Regions from separate parts of the Homo sapiens genome. Here region 1 is linked to region 2. The links are chromatin contacts, found by Hi-C or POLR2A ChIA-PET in ENCODE. All regions are on one chromosome and are shown on one strand. Each heading gives the region's core, a stretch centred on a gene start or an enhancer-like site at or near the end of the contact. The rest is flanking DNA. Distances are from core to core; before and after follow the strand shown. Region 1 has its middle 16 kb from the start of TLR1. Region 2 has its middle 52 kb from the start of TLR10.

The links. A loop is a pair of places that touch in the nucleus more often than their neighbours do. ChIA-PET counts read pairs that join two places held with the same protein, here RNA polymerase II (POLR2A). Pooled maps may share reads with other maps.
Region 1: a pooled map shows a loop between it and region 2 (2.4-fold over the local background). The contact joins two enhancer-like sites. A Hi-C loop is called at or near these places in 1 of 50 pooled maps. POLR2A ChIA-PET finds 5 or more read pairs at or near these places in 2 of 52 experiments (GM12878 and Panc1).

The regions. Positions count from the first base shown.
Region 1 is chr4:38,819,065-38,821,764 of GRCh38, forward strand. No RefSeq gene overlaps it. Among named protein-coding and RNA genes, the nearest start is that of TLR1, 16 kb to the left of the region's middle. RefSeq lists an enhancer at 549-668. Within about 2 kb of position 1,372, at least 4 of the 41 ENCODE cell types and tissues checked have a DNase peak (open chromatin) inside an H3K27ac peak, as active enhancers do; they include GM12878, where a contact is called at or near this core.
Region 2 is chr4:38,729,850-38,732,549 of GRCh38, forward strand. No RefSeq gene overlaps it. Among named protein-coding and RNA genes, the nearest start is that of TLR10, 52 kb to the right of the region's middle. RefSeq lists an enhancer at 997-1,366. Within about 2 kb of position 1,327, at least 4 of the 41 ENCODE cell types and tissues checked have a DNase peak (open chromatin) inside an H3K27ac peak, as active enhancers do; they include GM12878, where a contact is called at or near this core.

The DNA.
Region 1 (2,700 bases), core at 122-2,621, 89 kb after region 2:
CAGGAGGGCTTCATCAGCTCCTGTGGCTCCATGCAAGGGAGAATGGAGGCCATAGGATAAGACCAGAGCTATAGGAAACAGAGACATCTGGTCATCCTGAGCCCTTGAATGATTTTGTGGAATAGAGACAGCTTACCTATTCTAGACCTCTTAGCTATACTTTTTTCTATTATATGAGAAAGAAATAAACCTCAATCTTATTTAAGCCTCTGTATTTGAGGTCTCCCAGTCCTGCAGCTTAGACTGTACCTTAATCGACACAATTATAGAAAAGGATATCTGCCTTCTTACCACTCATCCTTGATCTCCACTTCAGGGAGCTAGATCTGGGAGAGGGAGGGGCAAGAAGAGTGTATCTCAGATAAACCATGCCTACCTCCAAAATATATGCCAAGGTTGAGCTACAGACCTAGCCTGTGACATGCAGAAAGAAGATGAGTTTTAGATGAAGATGGAGATTTAGAATTTTAAACTAGATTGGAGTATCAGTATCTCAAAAGGACTGCAGAAGTATTAAATCTGCTCAAGATATCACTAAGGAGTGACAAGAGGGGAATTTCAGAATCCAGTTGATGGAATGACTGAGAAAAATAAACACTACTTCACATTTGGACTAGATGATGTTGAGATTCCTCATAAACTAACCGTAATTGAAACTCTCAGAAAGTCCCTGTGGTTTTAGAAATCCCCTCAGGTCTTTTACTCCCTGTAGTTTAGTCTCATTCCTTTCTAATCAAACCAGTCCCCAGAAACCTAGACAGAAATACCTCCTCCTTTCCCCATATTTGTGGTCTCATTCTCTTTAAAACTCCCACACTCTCACCGTTTATATCCCGGGTCTCCATCCACTGTCTCTTTCCTGTGCTCTTACACCCATCCACTCTATTCTCTTTGCCTATTACTCCTTTCTTTGTACCTCTGACTTTCCAAGCAGCTTCTTTTAGAGTCTTCACTCTTTCCAGGATAACATTTCTTTTCTGCTGCCACACTCAACTGAGTCTCCAGGGCATCAGAGCTGGTCATGCCAACTCCAGAGGACTGGGTTGAATAGTGTCCTCCACCCAACCTCCAAACATTTATGTCCATTTATTTCAGATTTATTCTGAAATCTCAGAATGTGACCTCATTGAAAAAAGAGTCTTTGTAGATCTAATTAAGTTAAGGACCAAGATGTGATGGCATCAGATTAAGGAGGCTCCTAAATCCAACTAGAGTGTCCTTGTAAGAGACAGGAAAAAAAAGACAGAGACTTGGAGGAGAACACCATGTGAAGACACAGGCACAGATTATTGATTATTTAACCCAAATTTGGGATACATTTTTTTAGATTGCGCATCTGCCATGTATGTCAATAGCCTACCAATAATTTTGGTTTCTCTTCTCATCTGTTGGTTCTACTGATTACGTAATAGGGTGTTGACTGGAACTTTTCTTATGACTTGGGTCCAAAACTAAAGACAAAGAAGTATTATGTACCACATTCTATAGAAAGCTGCTAACTACTGGGGCATGTCCTCCAGGGCATTCTAAGAAGCAGCTGATGCATCTGCAAACCAAGGGACGCCAAGGTTTGCCAGCAACTACCAGAAGCTAGGAGAGAGGAAAGGGATGATTTCTCCCTGACAGCCTCTGGAAGGAACAACCCTGCCAACCTTGATTTCTGACTTCTGCCTTCCTGAACTGGGAGAAATATATTTCTGTTGTTTTAAGCCACCCAGTTTGTGGTAATTTGTTTTGGTAGCCACAGGAAACTAACACATCCAGCAACACTGCCAATTTGATGCTTTCTTCGCTCATGGTATTCTTTCACTTCCAACTTTGCACCCACTGTGCCCTCCCCTTTGAAGGGTCTTCCCAGCCACATGCCCAGGACCCTTCCCAGCCACATGCCCAGGATCCTCCTGATGAAAGATCTTTCATCAAGGCTCATCCTAGCAGCCCTCCCTGGTCACTAACCTAGGTTTCTTATCTCTTTTGCTATGGTCTGGATGTTTGTGTGCCCCTCAAAATTCCTATGGTGAAATCCTAACCCCCAAGGGGATAATACAATCAGCCCTTCATATCCATGGGTTCCACATCCATAGATTCAAACAACCATGGATTGAAAATATTCAATAAATGAATAAATAAATAATAACAATATAATAATACAAAATAATAAAAATAAAAGACCATACAGTTTAACAACTACATAACATTTACATAACATTTACATTGTATTAGGTATTGTAAGAAATCTAGAGATGATTTAAGTATATGAGAGGATGTACATAGGTTATATGTAAATAGTACACTTTTTTTTTCAGAGTCAGTGTCTTGCTCTGTTGCCCAGGCTATAGTGCAACGGCATGATCATAGCTCACTGCAGCCTGGAATTCCTGGGCTCAAACAATCCTCCCACCTCAGCCTCCTGAGTAGTTGGGACTACAGGCATGTGCCGCCAGGCATGTATTTTTTTTGAGGAGGTGGGGTCTCACTATGATGCTCAGGTTGGAAGTATGCCATTTTACATAAGGGACTTGAGCATTCACAGACTTTGGAATCTACAGGGCTCCTGGAACCAATCCCCTGTGGATACGGAGAAAGAGCTGTATTAAGAGTTGGAGATGTTGGGAGACAATTAGGTCATGAATGTGGAGCCTTCATGAATGGCATTAGTGCCCTCCCCCAGGTGAGGATACAGTGAAAAGACAAGCCATC
Region 2 (2,700 bases), core at 77-2,576:
TTACAGGCGTGAGCCACCAGGCCCGGCCAACTGGATGTCTTATAAACAACAGAAATTCATTTCTGACAGTTCCAGAGGCTGGAACTCCAAAATCAAGGCACAGGCAGAGCTGGCATCTGGCGAGGTTCTGCCCTCTAGTTCATAGATGGTGCCTTCTCACCATGTCCTCCCAAGGTGGAAGGGGTGGGAGGTCTCTCTTGGGCATCTTTGATGAGGGCACTCTTCCCATTCAGGAGGCCTCTGCCTTCATGACCTAATCACCTCCCAAAGACCCAGCTCCCAGTACCATCACCTTAGGGGGTAGGATTTCAACATATGGATTTTAGGGAAACACAAACATTCAGACCATAGCAGAGGGGATGAGAGACCCCTGAAGCCTGCTAAGGCTCCTGAGAGCAGCTGACAAATGTATAGGATTTTGAAGAAACTTTTAAAGTCCCAGGGCAATCAACTTTGTTCCTGCTCTGAGTCTGAGAGGTCCCCATTCAAAGTTAGCCCCCTCATTCAGTCTTTTTTTTTTTTTTCTTAAATTTTGAGACAGGATCTTACCCAGGCTAGAGTGCAGTGGCACAATCACGGCTCACGGCAGCCTCCACCTCCCAGACTCAAGGGATCCTCCCACCTCAGCCTCCTGAGTAGCTGAGACTACAGGTACACGCCACCGTGCTTGGCTAATTTTTGTATTTTTTGTAGTGACAGGGTTTTGCCATGTAGCCCAGGCTGGTGTGGAACTCCTGGGCTCAAGCAGTCCACCCACTTTGACTTCCCAAAATGCTGGGATTACAGGCCTGAGCCCCTAACTCAGTCTTTATTGCACAGCATTAAAAGGGTGGAAGGAGCGCTTCACAGAGCCATTCTCCTCCTCCCACCACCATGAGAGGTACAAATTCTACCAAACCTCGTCTCCTGTCTGCCTCTGGTGCAGGTTGAGGTTTGGCCTTCAGGGATTGCTCCTCTGAGCTAATTTCTTGCAAAGGATGTGACAAAGGTCACTAGAGAGAAAACACCTCAGCACGTGTTCCATAGGCCAATGCGGTGAGTTCAGCACAGCCCCATCAGCACGCAGACCATGTGAGAGGACTCATGCATGGGAGGCCACCCACGAACAGGGCTATTTTAATAGAATGTCTTCGGGTGTGGTGAGAAAAACCCCGGCTTGGAGTGTTTGTGGTTCATCTGGAATCAGGCAGCGCTGTTATAAGCTTGGGGCCTATACAGGCTTCCTGGGTTTCTGCTTATTGATACACATTGTAGGTCCTCCAAGAACGGTCCTGAATCATTCCCTTGGTTATGTCCATGTACCGGATCATTCCTTTGATTAGTACACTGTAAATACTTCAAGAATGCTAGAGAAAGTTTTGAGATCAGAGCCTTTCCCACAAAAGGTCAGGAGTTCCAGTTCTCAATAAGCCGAGGTATCTGTGGTTAGAGGAGTCCAGAAAATGCGGGCTGTGTGCGCCCCCTGCTGGAGAGGGAGGCCCAGGCACGCGGAGCTTCTAGTTCAGGGCCGGGGTCCTCTTGAGGGTTCTCGGAGCACCTTCTCGCGGCTCAGAGGGTTCTTCTTCCTGTCCTTCCAGGGCGGCCTTGCGTGAGAGCAGGACTGCTAAGGGTAATGTGGCAATCTAGAGCCAGATTGCCGGGGTTCGAATCCTGCTTCTGCAACTGCTCTGTAACTTTTGGCAGGTCATTAAACCTCTCTGTGCCTCACCTTCCTCATCTGTAAAGTTGGGATGATCATATTAGAGCCTACCTCAGAGAGTACTTATGAGACATAAACGAGATAACATCTCAAACACTGAGGCACAAACAAAGCAAATGTCAAAACACTTAGAATGGTGCCTGGCACATAGGGAGTGTTATGTGTTAATTATATATTAATTATTGCTATTATTAATATCATCATCATAATTCTCTTGGTTATTAATAAAATCTAAGAGAAAGCTTTTCTCCTCTCTCTCAACCCTAAGGGTCACTTTCACGGGCATCAGAAATTCTAACAATCCCAGAGCCAGGATTACAGGCATGAGCCACCGCACTAGGCTCATTATTCTAGATACTAAGAGGAGGGAAGAAACTGCTAACTCTATTCCAATAAAAACATCTTCTTCAAAGAAAAAAGGTAAGCCAAGCACAGTGGCCATGCCCGTAATCCTGGCACTTTGGGAAGCTAAGGTGGGAGATCACTTGAGGCCAGAAGTTTGAGACCAGCCTAGGCAACCTAGCAAGACTCCCCCTCTACAAAAAAATTTAAAAATTGACACATGCCTGTGGTCCCCGCTACTTGAGAGGCTGAGGTATGAAGATCATTTGAACCCATGAGTTTGCAGCTACAGTGAGCTGTGATTGCACCACTGCACTGCAGCTTGGGCAACAGAGTGAAACACTGTCTCTAATTAATTAATTAATTAATTAATTAATTAATTTTTAATTAAAAAGAAAAAGAAAAAAGAATAACTTTCATATCAGCCAGGCACTTCCAAAGTTGTTGGGCTTGTTGGTTGTCTCTGATAGCAAAATAATCTATAGACTGCCTTTTATTTCTGCTTTTGGGAAAATTTAATAAAGTTTGGTTTCTGAGGTAGTACCCTCAATTTAACAATTTGTTTTCTTGAAAATTTGAAGATTATATATATGTCTCTTCACGTGTATGCATATGCCTTATGTATATACACACATATGTGTATTTGTGCAAACATGTAT